Regions from separate parts of the Homo sapiens genome. Here all the other regions are linked to region 4. A link is a contact called in ENCODE Hi-C or POLR2A ChIA-PET data. All regions are on one chromosome and are shown on one strand. The core of a region is the stretch at or near the end of the contact, and the rest is flanking DNA. Distances in the headings are between cores, read along the strand shown. Region 1 holds the start of ARMH3 (armadillo like helical domain containing 3). Region 2 holds the start of GBF1 (golgi brefeldin A resistant guanine nucleotide exchange factor 1). Region 3 holds the start of NEURL1 (neuralized E3 ubiquitin protein ligase 1). Region 4 holds the start of BORCS7 (BLOC-1 related complex subunit 7).

What was found. A loop is a pair of places that touch in the nucleus more often than their neighbours do. ChIA-PET counts read pairs that join two places held with the same protein, here RNA polymerase II (POLR2A). Pooled maps may share reads with other maps.
Region 1: a loop to region 4 is called in a map of CD4-positive, alpha-beta T cell, with 4 times the contacts of the local background. The contact joins the promoter of ARMH3 here to the promoter of BORCS7 in region 4. A Hi-C loop is called at or near these places in 1 of 168 maps with a recorded cell type or tissue (CD4-positive, alpha-beta T cell), 1 of 37 single-sample maps with no recorded cell type and 7 of 50 pooled maps.
Region 2: a loop to region 4 is called in a map of naive thymus-derived CD4-positive, alpha-beta T cell, with 26 times the contacts of the local background. The contact joins the promoter of GBF1 here to the promoter of BORCS7 in region 4. A Hi-C loop is called at or near these places in 1 of 168 maps with a recorded cell type or tissue (naive thymus-derived CD4-positive, alpha-beta T cell) and 7 of 50 pooled maps. POLR2A ChIA-PET finds 5 or more read pairs at or near these places in 1 of 52 experiments (T-cell).
Region 3: a loop to region 4 is called in a pooled map, with 2.4 times the contacts of the local background. The contact joins the promoter of NEURL1 here to the promoter of BORCS7 in region 4. A Hi-C loop is called at or near these places in 1 of 168 maps with a recorded cell type or tissue (naive thymus-derived CD4-positive, alpha-beta T cell) and 4 of 50 pooled maps.

The regions. Positions count from the first base shown.
Region 1 is chr10:102,052,750-102,058,051 of GRCh38, reverse strand. ARMH3 (armadillo like helical domain containing 3) reads left to right here and starts at 1,879. Exons shown (of 26, transcript NM_024541.3): 1 at 1,879-1,967. RefSeq lists a silencer at 1,790-2,179.
Region 2 is chr10:102,243,452-102,249,135 of GRCh38, reverse strand. It overlaps GBF1 (golgi brefeldin A resistant guanine nucleotide exchange factor 1), which reads right to left and starts at 3,604. Exons shown (of 40, transcript NM_001377137.1): 1 at 3,355-3,604. RefSeq lists enhancers at 3,147-3,596, 3,797-3,856.
Region 3 is chr10:103,491,061-103,496,433 of GRCh38, reverse strand. It overlaps NEURL1 (neuralized E3 ubiquitin protein ligase 1), which reads right to left and starts at 2,729. Exons shown (of 6, transcript NM_004210.5): 1 at 1,962-2,729. The coding sequence starts at 2,046. NEURL1-AS1 (NEURL1 antisense RNA 1) reads left to right here. Exons shown (of 4, transcript NR_120675.1): 3 at 1,699-1,873. RefSeq lists silencers at 2,051-2,150, 2,231-2,360, 2,371-2,520 and an enhancer at 1,835-2,384.
Region 4 is chr10:102,852,985-102,858,691 of GRCh38, reverse strand. BORCS7 (BLOC-1 related complex subunit 7) reads right to left here and starts at 4,433. Exons shown (of 5, transcript NM_001136200.2): 1 at 4,265-4,433. The coding sequence starts at 4,405. BORCS7-ASMT (BORCS7-ASMT readthrough (NMD candidate)) reads right to left here and starts at 4,482. Exons shown (of 15, transcript NR_037644.1): 1 at 4,265-4,482. RefSeq lists enhancers at 2,118-3,090, 4,098-4,287, 3,887-4,399, 4,358-4,417, 4,400-4,913.

The DNA.
Region 1 (5,302 bases), core at 630-3,129, 800 kb after region 4:
TGAAGCACAGCATCTCGGAGAGGTTTAAGCCTCCGGTTGGCTGCGGGTAGGCCTGGCTGATGTCAGGCTTCCAACAAGAGGTGGTGAAGCAGAGTGTTCTCTAACTTCCTCAGGGAAAGGCCCGTCTGCTAAGTAACAGGTGCCTTCCCAGGCACTGGCGCTATGGCTAGTCCAAGGTCTGCTAAGTAACGGGTGCCTTCTTAGGCACTGGCATTACCGCTAGACCAAGGAGTCCTCTAGTGGCCCTGTCTGGGCGTGACAGAGGGCTCACACTCTTGCCTTCTGGTCACTTCTCACCGTGTCCCTTCAGCTCCTAACTCTGTATGGCCTGGTTTTCCTAAATTATAATTGTAAAATATAAGTTATTAATAAAAGTAATGCTACAAACTAATGATTACTAATATTCATATATAATCACATCTATATTCTATTTCTAATATAGCTATTCTTATTTTAATTATTTTCTTTATTATACTGGAACAGCTTGTGTCTTCGGTCTCTTGACTCGGCACCTGGGTGGCTTGCCGCCCACAGAACTCTTCTCCACTTCTTTTTTGTTTTGAGACGGAGTCTCGCTCTGTCGCCCAGGTTGGAGTGCGATGGCGCGATCTTGGCTCACTGCAACCTTCGCCTCCCAGGTTCAAGCGATTCTCCTGCCTCAGCCTCCCGAGTAGCTGGGATTACAGAGGACTGCCAACACGCCCGGCCATTTTTTGTATTTTTAGTAGAGATGGGGTTTCACCATGTTGGCCAGGCTGGTCTCGAACTCCTGACCTCAGGTGATCCACCCGCCTTTGCCTTCCAAAGTGTTGGGATTACAGGTGTGAGCCACCGCGCCTGGCTTATTTTATTTTTTTTACTTGTTTTTTCTTTTTAATAGTATTCTTGCTGTTATAGCACATCTTTTTAAACCTTCCATTTGTGTATAAAAAAACAGAGACTCAGGCTGGGTGCGGTGGCTCACGCCTGTAATCCCAGCATTTTGGGAGGCAGAGGCGGGTGGATCACCTGAGGCCAGGAGCTTGAGACCAGCCTGGCAACATGGTGAAACCTTGTCTCTACTAAAAAATACAAAAATTAGCCGGGCGTGGTGGTACACTCCTGTAATCCCAGCTACTGGGGAGGCTGAGGCAGGAGACTCTCTTGAACCCGGGAGGCAGAGGTTGCAGTGAGCCGAGATCGCACCACTGCACTCCAGCCTGGGCAATAGAGTGAGACACCATCTCGAAAAAAAAAAAAAAAAAGAAAACAAAGACTCAGAGGCAGGGAGTGGTGGCACGTGCCTGTAATCCCAGCTACCAGAGGCAGAGGCAGGAGGACTGCTTGAGCCTAGGAGGTGGAGGCTGCACTGAGCTGTAATTGTGCCACTGCGGCACTCCAGCCTGGGCAAGGGCAAGATCCTGTCTCAAAAAAAAAAAAAAGGAAAAGAAAAGAAAATAGATTTCTGGCCAAGTTAATAGAGCTTTACACGCTACTTTGCACTTATCAGGCACACACGTATTTGTTGAAAGAATGAGTTTGTTTTCAATCTTTCACGTACAAAGTTGTAATACACATTTGGAAAATATATCTTTCCAAACTTCGCCAGTATTTCTAGAGGATACATGTATTCCTAGAAGTAAAATTGCTGAGGTCAAAGAGTCGGCCATGTTTCGGAAAACTGCTATTGCGACCCAGTAGGCCCTCAATAGACAAGTCCACTGCGAATTTATTTCTCGCGATGCCTTTCGGGAGTTGTAGTCTTTGCGATGCTTGCTGGGAATCGTGGTCTGAGCCGGTCTCAGGAAGCGGGCGTGGACTAACCCATTGCGCGCCGGGCTTTAGGACCCGGCGGGGCGCGGGGACACGGGAAGGGTCGGGGAGGTCGGGAGCGCGCCCGTGAGCCCGGAGCAGCGGCAGCGTCGGTGGCGTCGAGAGCGAGCGGGCCCGGGAACGGCGCGGGTGGTAGAGGAGGAGCCGCGGGCTCGGTAAGCGGCGGCGGCCAGGCCCGGCCCGGTCCTCGAACCTGACCAACCCTGCGGGTCCTGCCATACTAGGCCTTGGCCCCGAGGCGGTTCTGGGGGCGGGGCCTGCGCTGGCCGCGGGGACGACGAGGACGCGAGGGGAGAGGGAGGGAGGACGGCTGCTGAAGCTGCGTATGCCGGGGAGGGCTGGGCCTGGGGGCGGCCGAGCCTAGAGAGAAACGGCTTCGCTCTTCCAGCGGCCGGTCCCTCGGACCACACGGTCCCGGTCACGTCCCTCTCCCGCATCCCTGCGGGGCCTTCTGGCTTCCGAGGTGCTGACCTTTGACCCCGCCAGCTGCCCCGAGAGCTTCCTCTCCTGCTGTTCTTGGTCCTGGGGTGCGGGCGTAGGGCAAGGCACCTCTGAGAATCTCAGGGATAGAGGAAAGCGGGTTTGTGCGAAGTCTTCAGGTGTCCCGGAAGGGCTCCAGTCCTGTCCCTCTCCAGGCTCTGACAGGCTTTAACCCACTCTTCACACGGAATCAGTGAAGCTACTGTGTTTTCTTTGGGTTACTCGGCGAGAGCCCAGGAAAGGAACCTGTTCCCAGGAGGGTATAGGGAAGGAAAAAGTAGAGAGAAACCTGGTCCCCTGGAGAAGGAGAAGCTGAGGCGTGCTGCCCCTGGCGAATGGGGAAGCAGAAACTTGGGCCATACCCAAATGTATGTCACTGGATCATCCGACCCTCCGCAGTTCTTCCTCTCCAGAAAGTTTTTTATTTTATTTTATTTATTTATTTATTTATTTATTTATTTTGAGATGGAGTTTCGCTGTTGTCGCCCAGTCTGGAGTGCAGTTGCCCGATCTCGGCTTACCACAACCTCTGCCTCCGGGGTTCAAGCGATTCTCCTGCCTCAGCCTTGCGCTACCACGCCCAGCTAATTTTATATTTTTGATAGAGACGGGATTTCTCCATGTTGGTCAGGCTGGTCTCGAACTCCCAACCTCAGGTGATCCGCCCGCCTCGGCCTCCCAAAGTGCTGTGATTAAAGGCGTGAGCCACCGCGCCCGGCCTTTTTTTTTTTGTTTGTTTGTTTGTTTTGTTTTTTGTTTTTTTGAGACGGAGTTTCGCTCTCGTTGCCCAGGCTGGAGTGCAATGGCGTGATCTCGGCTCACTGCAACCTCCGCCTTCCAGGTTCGAGCGATTCTTCCCCGTCAGCCCCCCAAGCAGCTGGGATTACAGACGTGAGCTACCACGCCCGGCTAATTTTTGTATTTTTAGTAGAGACAGGGTTTCGCCATGTTGGCCAGGCTGGTCTCAAACTTCTGACCTCAGATGATTCACCCACCTCGATCTCCCAAAGTGTTCGGATTACAGGTGTGAGCCACTGCGCCCGGCCAGAAAAAGTTTTGAGCTTAGTGAGAGCTTTTTCTTTGCTATCCTTTAGTTGCTTTGTAAACTAGGGTAAATATGATTTGTGTCCCTGCCCGTAACTTAGCAGGATTGGAATTATTTTGGGTGTACCTTAAGTTGGATTTGTGTGCACAATAGCTTCTGTGTGAAGACTTTCAGGATATCAGATCACAGTCAAGGGAAAGAGGGATCCCTCTTGTTACGACTGTAAAGGGGGAATACCCATTTCAGTGACTAGAGAAGCCTTTAAGGTGTTTTCATTGGACTTTTAGGTATTACAATTTATTGTTCAACTTTTTTTTTTTTTTTTTGAGACGGAGTCTCGCTCTGTCGCCCAGGCTGGAGTGCAGTGGCATGATCTTGGCTCACTGCAACCTCCGTCTCTCGGGTTCCAGCGATTCTTCTGCCTTAGCCTTCTGAGTAGCTGTGACTACAGGCGCGCACCACCATGCCTGGCTAATTTTTGTGTTTTTAGTAATGACGGAGTTTCACCATATTGGCCAGGCTGGTCTCCAACTCCTGACCTCGTGATCCACCCGTCTCAGCCTCCCAAAGTGCTGGGATTACAGGAGTGAGTCACTGCCCCCAGCCGACTTGTTCAACATTTGGATAATTAAAACAAGGTGAAAACCTCAAAGCAGTCATTATGAAATTTGGAATCTCACACTGAGCACAGTTTAGGAATCTGTAACATTTGGGGAAAATGGCCAAAAATTGATCCAGGATATATAAGGGTGAACTGTTTATTCAACACATTTATTGAGCACTTACTATGTAACTTTGGGAGGCGGAGGCCGGCGGATCACAAGGTCAGGAGATCAAGACCATCCTGGCTAACATGGTGAAACCCCGTCTCTACTAAAAATACAAAAAATTAGCCGGGTGTGGTGGCGGGCGCCTGTAGTGCCAGCTACTAGGAGGCTGAGGCAGGAGAATGGCATGAACCCAGGAGGCGGAGCTTGCAGTGAGCCGGGATGGTGCCACTGCACTCCAGCCTGGGCGACAGAGCGAGACTCCCTCTCAAAAAAAAAAAAAAAAATTTATACAGTGTAATGGGAATACTGCCATTGCTTGGGAGAGTCAGGGAAATCTTTGCAGGGGGGAGATACTTGAGTTGGGTGTTGAAGGATGAGTAGGAGATTGCACAAGTAAGAAAAGGCATTTTTACTCGGCCTGGTGGCTTATACCTGTAATCCTAGCACTTTGGGAGGCCTAGGCAGGTAGATTGCCTGAGCCCAGGAGTTTGAGACGAGCTGGCTCAACATGGCGAGACCCCATCTCTGAAAAAGAAAAGGCATTTCATTTGGAGAGAACAGTACTTGCAAAGGCTTGGTGAGGATGTGAGAGGAAAAAAAATTATTTTAAATCTCAGAAATTTGTCCCAAACAGGATGTGTGGTGGGGAAACTGCTAGGAGGTGAGACTGAAAAGAAAGTGGGGAGTCATTGGAATTTTTTTCTCTTTTTTTTTTTTTTTTTTTTTTTTTAGCTTCTGAGGAGTTTTTTTTAAGTTAGGGAGTGACAGAAATGCAGATTAAAGTAATGAAGAATGAGGCAGTGAGACTAATTAGAGTTGTTGCAATTGACTGAGAGTCTGAAGAAAGTGTAGCTGTGGGAATGAAGAGGAGGGGATTTTGGAAATACTGTACTTCTGAGATTGATTCAACTTCTTAGGAAGAGAGTGGGCTAGGATTTCTAATTTGAGAGAGTGGATGTATGGGGATTTCATTGACAGGATATGGATTAGAAAAAGTAGAGCAGGTTTCCAAAGGTTAGGGTATGGAAAGAGGCATAGGGGATATGGTTTGGTATGCCGAGCTCAGGTTGCTTGTAGGATGTACCGATGGAGACCTTAGTAGGCAGCTGGAAGTGAGAGACCTGGTGAGCTTAATGTATTGGCACCAGCTTTGAGTGAGGGCATATATGAAAAAAGTCTTGGGGAAAAAAAAATG
Region 2 (5,684 bases), core at 2,355-4,854, 610 kb after region 4:
ATCCAGTCCACAGACATATTTTCTTTGGCCTGAAAAAGGCTTAAAAATACTTTTAACTAGTTTCCAACAATTAGAAAACACAATGATCTAAATTTCCAGTTTCTCCTGAAAAATAGAAAGAGTGGTCATTCTGTGCCTGCACTCTAAAACAGTAACAATCTGCTGAAAAAGGAGCAGTTGGCTCTTCTAAATAAAGGAATGGGTTGAGCATGGTGGTTCATTCCTAAAATCCCAGCACTTTGGGAGGCAAAAGTGGGAGGACTGCTTGAGTCTAGGAGTTCGAAACCAGCCTGAGCAATACAGTGAGACCTTGTCTCTACAAAATATTAAAAAATTAGCTGGGCATGATGGCGCACATCTGTGTTCCCCGCTACTTGGGAGGCTGAGGTAGGAAGATCACTTGAGCCCAGAGGTCAAGGCTGCAGTGAGCTGTGATCGTTCCTCTGCACTCCAGCCGGGGTGACAGAGCAAGACCCTGTCTCAATAAAAAGAAATTAAAATTAAAGACAAAAAAAAAATAAAGGCATGGGTTGTCCAGTACACAACAGTCCCCACTAATCCTAATACATTCCCATGGGACTCAATTAACTCATTTACATTACCTGCCTGGCATTTAGGCACATGAGCTCGTAACCCCTGGTTTATATGATTGGCAAACCATTACTTTGCCATCATACTTCCATGATCATTTACACTACTATTGCATCTATCGTAATTTCCACTACTACTAGAACAAATAATCACTTCTATGATCACTTCTATTATTATTGGGGTTCCAAATCAGCACACTGCTTTATTATATTTTCATTTAGTTAAACAACTGCAGTTGAACATACTGAAATATTAAAAAAAAAAAAGAGTAACAGCTAAACAGCAGCTCATTATATTTACATAGCTCTTCTAGCCTGAGGATAAAATGTCAACAAAAACATACACCCTTAAATTCAATCCCACCATTAACCCAACAACAGAATCATTCTAATCAGTCACACAGAGCCACAGGGATATAGTGTGTGATCAATCAATGAGAAGTGTCATACAAAGATTAGGGTGATCCTTGCAGTGAGTACTCTATAAATAGAGTCTCCTCAAAAGCAAGAGCTGTGTCTTCTTCCTCTTTAGCTGCCCACAGCAGCCAGTCTAAGTACCCTATCAATGAGGTTATTATGTGAAAGTGGCAGTCATCCTGACTTCTGGAAAAGAGGGAAATAAAATAGTAGTGTAACTTTGAGAACTCTGAGCTGAAACTGGGATTGGTGCCCAGCTACTGAGGAGATATGTCTATAGCCTGAGTTCCCACTGTGCCAATGAGCATCACTGTCAAGACTGGAACATACTGTCTACAAACACCATTAAAAAGAAGCTCAAATACAAGCTTGGGACTTGTATTTGAAGGATGAATTTTCTGATTTGTGGGTAGGAGTGGGAATTATTCCTATCTAGAAAATTATTCCTATCTAGAAATGACATTTAGGATTAAAAAAAAGAAAGAGAGAGAAAGAGAAAACGTTTTGATGCCTCTATAGTCACCCTTAGGCTCAACTGAGGATGACTGGATCCTGGATTGATCACACTGCCTACCCAGAGACTAGATTGCCTGTTATGCAAAGCATATCAACTCAACAGGGCAATGGCCCAAGTGAGCAAGGCAGGATCATCAAACCTGGGTACCTCCTGAGGTATGTCATTTCATTTGCTGCGTTCAACTACTTTCTTGGGGGCGGGGAGAGGGGAGGAATTCTACAACTTAGATCAGCAAGTTAAAATGCAAATAGTTTCCTGTACCATTTCCATCTAAATCAACACAGGTGAAGCATAAATAATGCCATCCCCCTTCTCCCAACACACACAAAAATTTCAATTTCATAAGGACGAAGGTAGGAAGGGAAAAGGGAAATTATGAAATTTCAATTTCATAAGGACAAAGGTAGGAAAAATTGAGTTAGTCATTCCAAGATCCTAAATAGTTTTCTCTTCTGACACTATGAGGTTTTGATCCTCCTTGTTACTACCTCATCATGCAAAAGTGCAAAGTGTTCCTGACTGCCAGGGCCAAAAGCAGGCCACAAGTCCTGATCACATACTGAAACTAATCCCAGATAGAGATAACGTTTATTGAGTGCCCACTACATACCAAAAGGTATTAGGTTGATCCTGCTCTTAACCTACTACATGCTCTAGCTAGGCCACTGCACATACATGCTACTACTTTTAAGAAGTGCATTAACTGAGCAGTCCCAAAGCAGACCTTTCCATTTGTATCCTCCACAGGGCCTAGAGTGCCTTTTATACCTGAATTAATGCACAAGTTTCCACATTGTGCATTAAAAAACACCATCTACACTATTCCTTATTTCTAAAAGCATTCGTTACCCTTGGTGGACTTTTATAGCTTTACAACACAGCAGTTTATCAAAGGTCATCACAGTGCCATAAACTACTCTCTAGGGTTATGTTCCATCATTCACTCTGGGGCTCTGACCCTACAATTGGCTGAAAATCTCTCATGACTCTTTTTGCCCACTAAACATAATAGGCCGACAATACCAAACTTTGCCAGTATTCAAATATCTCTCTCTGCTGTCAGTCAAATATGTCATAATAGAGTGGTTTCCTTATGATTAAGCCTCATCTCCTTAGTGAAGATCTGAGAGAAAAATGTCAACAAAAACATACACTACAAAAGAATGCCTGTGAAAGATTGTATAAAGGAACAAACAGGCCCAGAAGATAAGTATAGTGTTTACATACAGACCCAGACTGGCAGCTGAGCTGTCCTGTAAGAGGGAAGCCTTCTCATAGCCCAGTTCCCTGCGCTGCTATAACCTCAAGCCTTCCACACGTCCCTCTGCTGACAACCTGATTCTAGGGTGCACTAGTTCATCATTATTAATGAAGCAGTTCCTTTGTATTAGTGAGGCAATCACAAAGAAGTAGACGCTGTACAGAATCTAGAGAGACTTTCACATCTAAAGTCTGAAAACCCATAAAAGTAGACACAATGCTCCTTAGGTTTGCTTTCAGCTTTTGAGTACTGGGCTCTTCAGGATGCAGAAAGCGCTGGAAAGGAGAAGCTAAATACTAGGTCAAGCCTGGGAAAACAGAAGATTTGGGCACCTGCAAAGGATCAGTAATGAGAGCAGAAATCGCCCCTCCTGCGGCAGAGGCATGACCTTTGCCCCTGCATACCTCCCTGTTCCCTCCCACAACAACCCTTCCCTCGTCTTATTCCTGTCCGCTGCGTCCTTAGCCCACCTTGGCTCGCCCAATTTAAGGGCCCTTCCCACTAATTCCCTATTGCGATGTCAGGGCGGCCTTCACGACACCGGAACTCTAGGAAGAGACTTCGCTGACCTGTCAGCGGATCCAAAATGGCGGGGCCTAGTCCCAGGACCGGCAGCCGCTGCTCATGTCCAGCCCGCACCCCGGAGGCGTCTCCGAGCAGCTCTCCCGGCTCTGGTAGCAGATGGGAGAAGAGAAGGAGCCTGTTTCCTGGAAATTGAGGCCGAAGTCAGGGTGGGACTGCACAGTCCGCCAGGATGAGTCGTCCGGGACGGGCAGTAGAGCCGGGTACCTTCCCTGTCAGCTCACTGACGTGGTAACTAGCCTCAGTCTAGCCCGCTGCCTGGTAACTGCGCGAGCCCTGCCGCGCGCAGCCAATCATAGCTTTGCACCGTGAAAAGTAGCATTCCGACTATCCAATCGAATAAAGGAAATTGGCTTCAGGAGGCGGGTAGTGCCTAAAGAAGCGCGATTACAAGGGAAAGAAAGGGTATGTTAGGGGACAACCAACGGATACGAGTACTCTCTGAGTGACAGTTTAAAAAACCAATAAAAAATGAGGAACTGGGCTGGGCGGCTAGAGAGGTGGAGTTAGGTAGAGTTCGGTTGCAGTGCGCGGTTTGGCAGTGGCTGCTGGGCATTATGGGGAAAAAGGCTACAATTGGCTGGAAAGGGGCGGGGTCCGCTTTGAGAACTTGAGCGGGCATCCCTACTCCCCTGTCCACGTATTATCAAAGTTACCTGGGCCAAGACCATGCCCCTTGAGGAATCACTCCTTTTCGAGGCAGCTCTGGGCTCCCTTCATTCTAAAAACAAGTCCAGCGATCTATTCCACACCCTGCTCTCCTCGCCCTCTTGTCCACCTTCCCTGTCGTGGCTTCTCACAGTTATGTCTGTCACGTCCCAACTCTGTTTCAGCGTCCTCTGCCCCACTCCCATCATCCAGAAATAGAGAAAATGGGACGTAGCAGAAGCCCTGGATATCTAATTTAAGTCTCTTCATTTTACATTATAGGAAACAGCCCCAGGGTGGAAGGCTGGGCCCATGTTCACATAATTAGTAAATAGCAGAGCAGAGAGACGAACCCCTGGGTCTCCTCACCCCCAGGCCAACTCTTTTCATCGCCTTTTGTCACCTCTTATGCCTTAGTATATCGGGCTTTGACTCCCGGTCTGCCTTTCATACCAAGCCTTTGACGGGCCTTATCCACCAGGCTAAATACGCAGCTTAGCCCACCTCATCAGTGATAGGAAACAGAAGTCTTTCTTGTTTGCCTTAGAAACGCTAAGGGGCCTGAGGGTTGGATGCCCACCTGTTTTCACTGTCTTGCCCCCAGCTGCCTCCTCCCCTTGCAAGAGATGATAGAGGTTACTAAGCTATTTAGAATTACCTGTATTACCTGGAAGTGAGAATGCGTGAGAAGAGGACAAGAGGATGGGTTTTCTCCTAGGAGACTGAATCATGAAATTCCCAGCCTATTTGGGACACTAGAGCCCCAGTGTCCCTGCAGACCTGGAGAAGCTGCTGGGAGGCAGTGAAAAAAAAATACCTAATTCTTTCCATACATCCTCCCAATTATGGACGACCCAAGTCCAGGGAAGCTCTATAACTAACCACATAGGAAAGTAGTCTCAAAACCAGACATCCAAAGACCATCCGTGTGCTACGATGCGCTATTTTTTTGTTTTGTTTTGTTTTTTTGTCTTTTGTTTGTTTGTTTGTTTTGAGAGAGTCTTGCTTTGTCATCCAGGATGGAGTGCAGTGCTGTGATCTTGGCTCACTGCAACCTCCACCTCCTGGGTTCAAGTGATTCTCCTGCCTCAGCCTCCCAAGTAGCTGGGATTACAGGCATCTGCCACCACACCAGGCTAATTTTTGTATTTTTAGTAGAGATGGGGTTTCACCATGTTGGACAGGCTGGTCTCGAACTCCTGACCTCAGGTGATCCACCCGCCTCAGCCTCCCAAAGTGTTGAGATTACAGGTGTGAGCCACCACACCTGGCCACGATGCTCTAGTGTAAAGCACCCATCAGATATCAGACGTGAAGAACCCCTCAGTAACTTCCTACACCTGCACATTGGGCTTCTGGTCGGTGGGTCCAGCTGAGGATCTAGCCTCTATCACCCAAAGAGAGTCAGGGAAAGAGGATATACCATCATAGCACCTCTTTCCACATTACCTCAAAGCCATTTTCCTCTTCATTTGAAAACTGAGAGTTGGTGTCCTGGGCCTGTCTCAGATTGAGAGGTCCTGGAAAGCCGATTGGAAAATCCTCTAAGTGGGCCAAAAATTTCTGCTCGCCAATATCTACTTCTACATACCTCCAGAAATTCATCATTCTAAAAGCATGTGATTGTGCAATAGAGATGGGGAGGAGAGAGATGACAATTCCCTAGTCC
Region 3 (5,373 bases), core at 1,480-3,979, 640 kb before region 4:
GTTTTTTGCATTCACACCACTTTTTAAACAAAATTGGGATCATACAGTCTTCACAACTTTGTATTCTGTCGTTATACTGTGAGCATTTTCCACAGTCATCAACTATTCTTCACAAATATAATTGTAATCACTGCATAGTACTCTACCAAGAATATATACCATGATTACTGAGCATTTAGGTTATCCACCTAGTATAAATAACACTGCCATGAACATCCTAGCCTAGTGCCATAAGTATATATTCCTGCATCTCCACTTCCTTAGTATCAATTCCTCAAGGTAGAATTACAAGGTCAACAAACTGATTTTTTTTTTTTTTTTAGCAAGACAGAGTCTCGCTCTGTCGCTCAGGCTGGAGTGCAGTGGAACGATCTCAGCTCACTGCAACTTCCATCTGCCAGATTCAAGGGATTCTCCTGCCTATCTGCCTCCCAAGTAGCTGGGATCATAGGCACGCACCACTATGCCCGGCTAATTTTTGTATTTTTAGTAGAGACAGTGTTTCGCCATGTTGGCCAGGCTGGTCTGGAACTCCTGACCTCAAGTGATCCACCTGCCTCAGCCTCCCAAAGTGCTCGGATTACAGGCGTGAGCCACCGCACCCTGCCAACAAATTGATATTTTTAAAGTATCTTGACATGTATTGCCATATTAATTTCCAGAAAGACACAACAAATCCACTGATTTTCCTGAGCCAAGTGAAAGCTGAAGTTCTGAAAGAGCTGGAGTATTAGAATGCAGGACAGTGGTCCTATCTCTCCTCCTCTTCCCTGGTCTTAAAAGTTAACTGTTCAGCAAAAGAAGGGACAGAATTCCAAGTCAAAAGATAGGGGTCTACAGCCTAGCACCTAGCGCCGAGGTCTGGCTGGCTTTGGGAACCTGAAGCAAGCCTTGGTTCTCCTCATCTGTAAAATGGGTATAGTGTGATTAGCTCTGCTCTGCTGACTACCCCAAGCAGTGTCCATGCTCACTGAAAATGTGTTTGAGAAAGTTCGATGCCTTGTGTTAAAGGGCACTATTGTTATCCTTCTCATAACCTGAGGAGCTTAGGAAGTGGGGTATTCTTTCTGAAAGCCCAAGGGCTTCCCTTCCTGGCTTTTAGCCATCATGCCCAGGACAAGTGCCACTGGTTCTGAGGTGACAGAAAAGCACCTTCCGGAAGGAATTTAGTAGGGTCTGAGGGCCCGGGAGGACCCAGCAGTGTCTTCCAAAGGTCAGAGACAGCATTGGAAGATCCAAGACAGGAATGGCAGGCTCCGAATGGGGAGACTGGGCCTAGGGCCACCCTGAGGGTGCTGAGTGGATCTGGGGAGGTGAAGAGCAAAGACATTCCTAGTAAATGTCCCTCTGTTTCAAGGCTCCCAGACCCTCTTTTCTAGGGCTCTGACTGGATATCTGGTCTTTGGGAAAACCAGAAATCAAACTAATTCAATGGATGCAAAAACCCAACGGCTGCAAAGGACCCCAGGAACCAGCAGCTCTGACCCTTTCTTCCAGGCTGCTGTAATCCTGTCCTGAATTTTTAAAACCCTCCCATTGGAAATGCAACTAGTGCTCCCAGCCTGGTCTCTCCAGCCCTAGGGCCGATGGAAAGGAGACCCATCGAGGTGCCTCCCTGGAGACACGGACGACCCAAGCTTCCCTCCTCACTCCCCACTCCCCTATCGACCTGGCAAACATCCTTTCCCATCTCTTCAGGCTCGCCTAAGACCATGGCCTGAGGGGACTCCAGTGACGTTCCCAGTGCCAGCAGACAGAACTGCGCAGACCCCGCGGGACGCCATCCTCCATCACCATCATCGCCGGCTGCCCTCCACCCCCAGCCCACTCCACGGCCAGAGGTGCATCTCCGGCCTCCAGACACGCACAACAGGTGGCGTCTGCCCGCCCTCCCCAACCACACCTCCCTGGCCCTCCACCTGCGCCCCAGTCCTCCAGCAGCGCTCGGCCGGGGAGCCTACCTTTGAGGTTCTGGGGGTGGCCCCGCGGCGCGCGGCTCGGGTTTCCTCGGGGCAGCGAGGGGATACTGGAGAAGTTGTTACCCATGGCATCCGGCCCCAGGAGGTTCGGCGCTCGCGGGTGGGGGCGAGGCCGGGCAGGCGCTGAGGTGCGGTGTGCGAGTGTGCGCGCGCGGGTGCGCGCCACCGGGGGAGGGCCCTGCTGGGGCTGCAGCCGGGGGCGGGCGGGCAGCTCCTCAGCTTCCTTTCTCTGGACTTCGCGGTCCTTGGCGGGTTCCGCCCGCCACGGGTGTCCTGGCGCAGGCTGGGCTACCTGCCTCCCATGCCCCGTGGCGGGAGCGGGGGCCACAAGCAGGGCCCTGGGCCGGGGCCGGGGACGCCCGGGGCTCCCCGCTTGCTCCCCGGGACGCTAGGGTTCCGGCTGGGGGTGGGCGGCGCGGCGGCTCCGGCGCGCTCCCCCGGGGCCATAGAGTCAGGGTCGCTGGCGTGGGCGTTCGGCGGCTCCGAGGCAGGCTCGGTTACCGCCCCGCGGAGACGGCCGCGGCGGCGATGTGCGTGGCTCCCTCCCGCCCGCGGGTCTGCGTGGAGCGGGGCTCGGCGGAGCGCGGGGCGTTCTGGGCGCTCCGACGCAGCTGGTGTCCCCCGACCGCCGCGGTCCCGCCCGCGCCGGGTCCCTCCTGCGACCGCCGCCCCCGCCCCCCGCCCCGGCAGTCTCCAGGATTCCCTCGCTCCGGTTGTTATGGTGACAGCTGCGCCGGTGAATGAGCGTCTTAGTGACACGCGCGCGCCCGCTAGGCCAGATGTGGCCCCGGGGCGCGCCGCGTTCCCGTAGCCGCAAGCTCTCGGCGGCGCGGGTCGGGGTAAGACATCAGGCGAGTATGGTGGCACCCGGGGCTGGCCTTATTCCCAGCACGGAAACATGGAACTTGCACTTGAAAACAAGGGGAGCAGGGCCGCGAGAACGCCGAGCTCCCCGGATGCGGGGGCGGGCGAGCCAGCACTAATGTTCGGTTTCCCTAGCTCCAGGTACCGGGCCTGGCGCAGAGTGGAGAGCCCAGGGAAACATGTAAATGAGCGAGCGGATGCTTGGATAAAGTAATTGAGATTAGAACCCCGGCACTTGACCCTCCGTTCTCAGCCAGGCTAGGGGCACTAGGGCAAGGGTTCAGAGCAGGAACCCCGGGCAGTCTCACTGATGCACAGATGCCACTGAGGGCCTTTGAATGCCCGCGGACCAGACTCACAAGCCTGGAGCTCTGGCCAAGCTGAGGGAACAGATCTCCGGGACAGATCATCAGAAGACCACCAGCTCTGAACTGAGTGGTTCTGTTAGCTATAACAAGGTGGGGGAGAGGAGCCTCTGCAGCCTATGGCAGTCAAAGAAGGCTTCCTGGAGGAAGGGGGTTTCAGCAAGGGCCCTGCTCATGTGGCTAGTGCCTTCCTGTAGCTCAACACTGCACCAAGAAGCCTTCAGGAAGGGAAACAGAAGTCATTCTTCTCCTTCCTGGACCCGGGGCATCTCTCCTGGTCTATCAGGGATGGAAGATGTTCCAAGGTTCCCCCCAGGGAATCAGACTTCCTGCTCCTCTAAGTCATCTCTAGCTCCCTGCTCTGGCTTCAGCAACTCAGATCCAGAGTCCAGTGAAGACATGGGTGGGCAGGGGGACATCTCATGTATCCTTTTCTGTAATAAAGGTTCTTCCCCCAAGTCTCCATTTGGCAGCTCCTCATTATCTAGGCACAATTCGTGTCCTGACATTCCCTGACTGCCCCAACTAAAGGACCCCCTCCACTGTCAGTCACTTTCCACAATATTCCATTTTATTTTCATCATAGCTTTTATATGGAACTTGTTTACAAGTAGCCTTTCCTCGTTTATCTTCTGCCTCCCTGCTAGAACATAAGCTCTGTGAGGGGAGAGCACAGGTCAGTCGTGTTCACCAGGGTGTCCTTACCCACTGGGGGAATGCCTGGCATGTGACAGATTCTCAGAAAATAATTGTGGAATGCATGCTTCCCACTGTGGGCCAGGAGGCTCCACTGAGATCCCTGGGGGCAGAGCCTCCTGAACCACCCTTTATTTTCCTCTCCTACTCTCCTCTCTCCATCCCCATTCCAGGCATTCTACCCTTAAATGTCTGGGACTCCAGGCAAGCTAGAAATATCTGTGACAGCCACTGTCTCTCTGGAATCTGGAGGGAAAGGCAGCCCCGAACCCGGCCTCCAGCCTCCCAGATGCCCAGGATCACGTGTGCAGGCAGCTGCAGATGGCCACAGCAGGTCAGGGATGGCTGTCTTATTTATGGGCAGTATCTTCCCAAGGCTCACTCCCAGCTAATGACTCATGCATCAGAAATCCACAGGCTCTTAATGGCAACACACTCACACATGTGCTAACACACCGCTACACTATCTCACACACTCACACCTATACAAGCACACACACTTATATTCCCCCTGAAATCTGCCGGAATGAAGTCACTGTGAGTGGCCACTAGAATCAGGCCTTTCACAAGTTAGAACAAATATGAGGACTCTGCATAGTTGAGACTCATCCTGCTAGAGTGTGTTTGAAGTACAAGGGCCTAGCTAGGATTTACAGACGGTGGCTCCAGGGAAGCCTGGTGTGGGCAGGGGAATGGGGGAGGGGATGAGGCCCCAAAGGTAGAGCACAGCAGGGATGTCTTGAACTGCTGACCTCAGGTGATCCACCTGCCTCGGACTCCCAAAGTACTGGGATTACAGGCATGAGCCACCGCGCCTGACAAAGGGATGTCACAGGCCCCACATGGCCTAGACCTGGGGCTATGGGCAAAGCAGGGGAGAGAGGAAGACGTCAAAGGGAAGGAGGGAAGTGAAGGCCAGAGGCGGATGCTCACCTGAGTCCAGAGGCAGCCCAGGTTCTGCAGTTCAGGGCAGCGTGATCCCAGGGAGTCCCAAAGGAAGGTGAGAGGCGTCAGGGACAAAGGCAGGGAACTGAGGGTTGAGGAGCTGATGGGAGTATCAATAGGGCTGGGATAGGATGAGGTAGCCAAGGCATCCCTGGCGCAAAATTGAAGAAGGCGCCAACTCTCAAGTTCATGCAGATACCAAGCTTGCACTTGCGCGAGCCTGGGAATTAGGTCCTCTTATATTTCACGCCCTAGGCCCCTCTCTACCTTCACCCTAGTACTTCAGGGAGCTCTGTACTGGAAGAGGGGACACCACTGTTAGAGTCAACTAGGTCTCTGGCCAGGAAGGGACCTAGAGGAGGTTGGTGTGGCTGCATAGGACTCAGAGAAGTTGAGCGTGGCCCTTCTGAGGAGTCCTGTGCCCCAGCAACTCCTCCCTGGCAGGGACTTAGGGTAGACCCAGCTCAGAGGGTTAAAGAAGGCCAGCAGTCTCCTTACCCCCAGACCTTGGGCAGAACTCAGAG
Region 4 (5,707 bases), core at 3,184-5,683:
ATATGCAAAACTATTTTTTTATTTTTTAATTTTCATTTTTTTGAAACAGGGTATCACTCTGTCACCCAGGCTGGAGTGCAGTGATGCGATCTTGGCTCACTGCAACCTCCGCATCCTGGATTCAAGAGATTCTCCTGCAGCAGCCTCCTGAGTAGCTGGGATTATAGGTACATGCCACCACGCTCACCTAATTTTTATATTTTTAGTAGAGACGAGGTTTCACTGTGTTGGCCAGGCTGGTCTCAAACTCCCATCCTCAGGTGATCCACCCGCCTCAGCCTCCCAAAGTACTGGGATTACAGGCATGAGCCCCTACACCCAGCCCCATGCATAACTATTTTTATTAGCTTTGTGGTTTTCTTTCCATTGTTCCTTTTTAAACAATGGACACATGTATTTATTTTCCTCCATACCACTTTCCTACTTAAAATGTAACATACTATGTGTACTTGTTTACACCTTGCTCTCTCTCTCTCTCTCTCTCGCTCGCTCTCTCTCTCTATATATATATATATTTTTTTTTTTTTGAGACATGGTCTCACTCTGTCACCCAGGCTGGAGCGCAGTGGCACCATCACTGTTCACTGAAGCCTCAACCTCCCGGACTCAGGTGATCCTTCCACCTTAGCCTCCAGAGTAGCTGGGACTACAAGTGCATGCCACCATGCGCAGATAGTTTTTTGTATTTTTTTGTAGAGATGGGGTTTTGCCATGTTGCCCAAGCTGGTTTCAAACTCCTGGGCTCAAGTGATTTGCCTGCCTCAGCCTCCCAAAGTGCTGGGATTATAAGCATGAGCCACCGTGCCCAGCCTACACCTTGCTGTTTTCACTTTGCAATAGATCCCTGAGGGTTATCTGCAGCAATACATATTGAATCTCCTATTCAATTGCTATCTCCTAATGAATCCATTGCTCTTTTACAACTGCAGAGTACCACACTCTACAGGTGACCATAACATTATTCAGTCAGTTCTCTGCTGACGGATTTGGAGGCTGTTCCCAGTCTTTTGCCACGGTAAGTAGTGGTACAAAAAATTCTCAAATCTTGGATCTTATCTCATAGCTTTTACTGTTACAAATATCTCCTATCTTTGCATCTTTTTGCCAGCATATGTTTGGGATGGACTCACAGGACTGTGATTTGTGACTGTGGGGTTTTAATTTTGCTACATATTGCCAAATTCCTCTCCTTTAGGGCTGTACCACTTTGCATTCCCACCAACAATTATGAGAGTACCTGTTCCTCCTGTGGCTACTTTTAAGGGTAAACTTCAAACTCCTATAGATGGGAGATGGTGACTTACAAACCGATGGCAGAAAAAAAAGGGTTCCAACAATCTACTTCATTCACTTACTCATTTAATAAACATTTGTTGAGTGTTTAACATATGCCCTTACTCTGGTTAAGAGTGATAACGGGGCTCAGAATCTGGAGGGGTTACAAAGGGAACATAGGCACTTACATCACCTTATGGTAAGTGCTGATGGGGAAGCATTGGCTGCTCCGGGAGCATGTAGTGGGGCAGGAGTGTCTAACTGATTACAGGGGTAGGTGTTCAGGAAAGGTCCCTAAAAGAAGTGACTTCTAATCTGAGACTTAAAAGTTAGGGTTTAGAATTCATCTTTGTGTGTAATTCTAGAGAAAAATGGCATGATCCATTTTTCTGTTTTAGAAATGTGGTAAGCAGGTGGACTAGAGTGGGGAATGAGGCAGAGAGATTGGTTAGGATGACACAGCAGTACTCTAAGCAAGGAATGAGGATGGCCTGAAACACAGAAGTAGCCAAGAAAAAAAGAAACAAAGGATTTGTGAGACATTTAGAAAACAGACTCAATGGGAGTTGTGGTTGCCTTGAAGGCAGGGGCTGTTGTAATGTAAAGCCAAGGCTTTTCCTTGATATATTCATTGGCATTCTGCATCACTTTCCTACATAAACAGACCAGACACATAACATACCATCTGAGATTTCTAGTTTTGCTTTCTTTAAAATGGAAGAACATCTTGAATACACCTGTAAAACAATCTTCACTACAGAATCTTTTTAGATTTCTATAAATTTTTCTCCTAGGCTTTTACCATTAACTTGTTCATAATTAACTCAATAACAATTTGTCTTAGCTACTCATCTTCAACAAGTGTTTCTGATTTTCAACTTAGTTTTCATAGCAATAGCAACCCTCTTTTTTGGTACTCATATTTCATTTTTCGTATTATTTCATTAAATTACGTAGTTGCAACTGTAAGCATAAGTGCCATACACACATTTAAAAAATTGTTTTCATTCTTTTTTTTTTTCCTTTTTTTACAGAGACAAGATATCACTATGTGGCCCAGGCTGGTCTCGAACCCCTGGGCTTAAGCAATCCTGCCTCGGCCTCCCAAAGTGTTAGGATTACAGGCATGAGCCACTGCGCCCAGCCCACAGACACATGATGTTTAGAAAAAAACACAATGGACCCTCACTAAGCACACAACTCAAATGGAGGAGGAGAAGCGCAGGCATGCAAGAGACAAGCCTATGAGTCATAACCACTCATTATGCTGTGGGCAAATGTCAGTGTGTTTCTCCTCACAGGCTCTCTCCCCAGAGACCCCTTCCCTGATCATCTGTTTAAGATTAACCCTTTCGACCGGGTGTGGTGGCTCATGCCTGTAATCCCAGCACTTTAGGGGGCCAAAGCGGGAAGGATCACTTGAGGTCAGGAGTTTGAGACCAGCCTGGCCAACATGGTGAAACCCCATCTCTACTAAAAACACAAAAATTAGCTGGGTGTGGTGGCAGGCGCCTATAATCCCAGCTACTCAGGAGGCTGAGGCAGGAGAATCGCTTGAACCCAGGAGGCAGAGGTTGCAGTGAGCCCGAGATCGGGCCACTGCACTTTAGCCTGGGTGACAGAGCTAGTGGGACTCCTCCTCTGTCTCAAAACAAACAAACAAACAAAGATTAACCCTTTCATCACTCTCTATTCCCAGATTAATTTTGCTTCACAGGATTTACCACCACCTGATTTTTTTCTGTTTCACTTGTTTATCGTCTGTCTCTTCACTAAAATGTAAACTTCCCAAGTAGAGGGATTTAGTTTTGTTTATTCCGTGTACCTAGAGCAGTTCCTGGCACATAGCAGACACCCAATAAGTATTTGTTAAATGAATACTGTGGAATGAGTTTTTTACACATGAAATTCTCAGCTAATCAAACAAAATAGCTATGTGGAGACTGCTCAAGAAGCAATGCTGCCAGGAGCGGTGGCTCACGCCTGTAATCCCAGCACTTTGGAAGGCTGATGCAGGCAGATCATGAGGTCAAGAGTTCGAGACCAGCCTGGCCAACATGGTGAAACCTCATCTCTACTAAGAATACAAAAATAGCCAGGTGTGGTGGTGCGTGCCTGTAATCCCAGCTACTCAGGAGGCTGAGGCGGGAGAATCACTTGAACCCAGGAGGCGGAAGTTGCAGTGAGCCAAGATCACACCACTACACTCCAGCCTGGCGACAGAGCTAGACTCCGTCTCAAAAAAAAAAAAAAAAAAGGAAAAGTACTTCCTTCAATTAGTCATTCTAAAGACTTCATGAATTAAACTCCATAAAAGACAACAGTGTCTAGCATATATAAAATGCTAAATAAATGTACGTTTATTATGATGAATATGTTGAATATTTACAGGTGGTTAACTATAAACACCTCTAGTTGAAAATATATATAATATATATTACATATATTATATATAATATATATGTATATTATATATGTAATATATACATACACATTATATATAATATATACGTATATATATTATATAATACGTAATATATAATACTTATATATATAATTCGCCTCCCAGGTTCAAGCAATTCTCCTGCCTCAGCCTCCCAAGTAACTGGGATTACAGGCATGTGCCACCACGCTCGGCTATATATTTTTTTAATTATTATTTTTTAGTAGAGACGGGGGTTTCTCCATGATTGTCAGGCTAGTTTCGAACTCCCGACCTCAGGTGATCCGCCCGCCTCGGCCTCCCAAAGAGCTGTTTTAAAGCACAGGTTCCCATGGCATCGCTTCTTCCCCCAACCCTCACACACTGTCCCTAACCAAAGAGACTGCACACCCCAGAATGCAACACGCGCCTCCGCGAAGAAGACCTACTCATAGCAAGTACTTCACAGCCTACAATTCCCAAGATGCAACGCGACCTCCTTCCCACAGCAACGAAAGACTGCGACTCCCCGGACTATCAGGCCGGGAGAGTCCACTTCCAGCTCACCTCGGAGCTCCGGGAGCCTTTCAGCACCTGCTTGGTGAGCGCGATTACGTCAGTACCACAGGTGGTCACCTTCTCCGTGAGAAGCCCCTTCACGGACTGACCGAACCGCGCTTGAGACTCTGGCGTTCCAGTCGCCATCATTTCAGTTAGCGAACGGTTGCGCACTGACGATGGTGAGTCGCCGGGGCCAAAAGACAAGCAAAGCGGAAGGAAAAGAGGCGTCTCTTCCTCCATGGGAAAAGGAAGGGACGCATGCGCCTGATGGAGGTTGACCTTTGCTCACTAAACTCATGAACTATTCATTGATATCCTGAGGAAAACAGGGTCCAGGCAAACATCTCTGGAGGGGATGGAGGACAGTTTCATTGACTCTATGGTTCAGAATCGGAAAGCCTGCGGCAGGGCATGGCGGCGCACGCCTGAAATCCCAGCCCTTTGGGAGACCCAGGCAGGAGGATCACCTGAGCCTGAGAGTTCCAGACCACCCTGGGCAACATAGCGAAACTCCATCTCTTTAAAAATAAAATAAAATTAAAATTAATACAAATAATTAAAAAGAATCAGAAGGCCCGGATTACAGTCCCAATGCTACCATTTAGCAGTGTGTGGCTGCAAATTACTCAGCTTCTGTCTTATATTCCTCATCTGTTAAACAGAAGTAATAATGTTTCCAAGGGGTTATGAGAATATCATTCCATTCATATATATATACACATATATATATATACACATATATATACACATATATACACATATATACATATATATACATATATATACACATATATATATACATATATATTTTTTTTTCCCCAGAGTCTTGTTCTGTTGCCTAGGCCTTTTTTTGATTAATTGAGACAAGGGGCCAGGCGTGGTGGCTCACGCCTGTAATCCCAACACTTTGAAAGGCCAAGGTGGATCACTTGAGGTCAGGAGTTCAAGGCCAACCTATCCATATGGTGACACACCTGTAGTCCCAGCACTTTGGGAGGCCGAGGCAGAAGGGTCACTCAAGGCCAGGAGTTCAGTATCAGCAGCCTGGGCAACATAGCGATAACTTGTCTCATTTTATTTAATTTTATTTTATTTTATTTTTTTTTTGAGATGGAGTCTCGCTTTGTTGCCCAGGCTGGAGTGCAGTGGCTCGATCTCAGCTCACTGCAACATCCGCCTCCTGAGTTCAAGTGATTCTCCTGCCTCAGCCTCCCAAGTAGCTGGGATTACAGGTGCTTGCCACCAGGCCCGGCTAATTTTTGTATTTTTAGTAGAGATAGGGTTTCACCATGTTGGCCAGGCTGGTCTCAAATTCCTGACATCTAATGATCCACCAGCCTTGGCCTTCCAAAATGGTGGGATTACAGGCGTGAGCCACTGCACCTGGCCTCATTCCATTCAATTTTAACAAACATTTCATGAACTAAATACCAGACACTGTACTAGGCT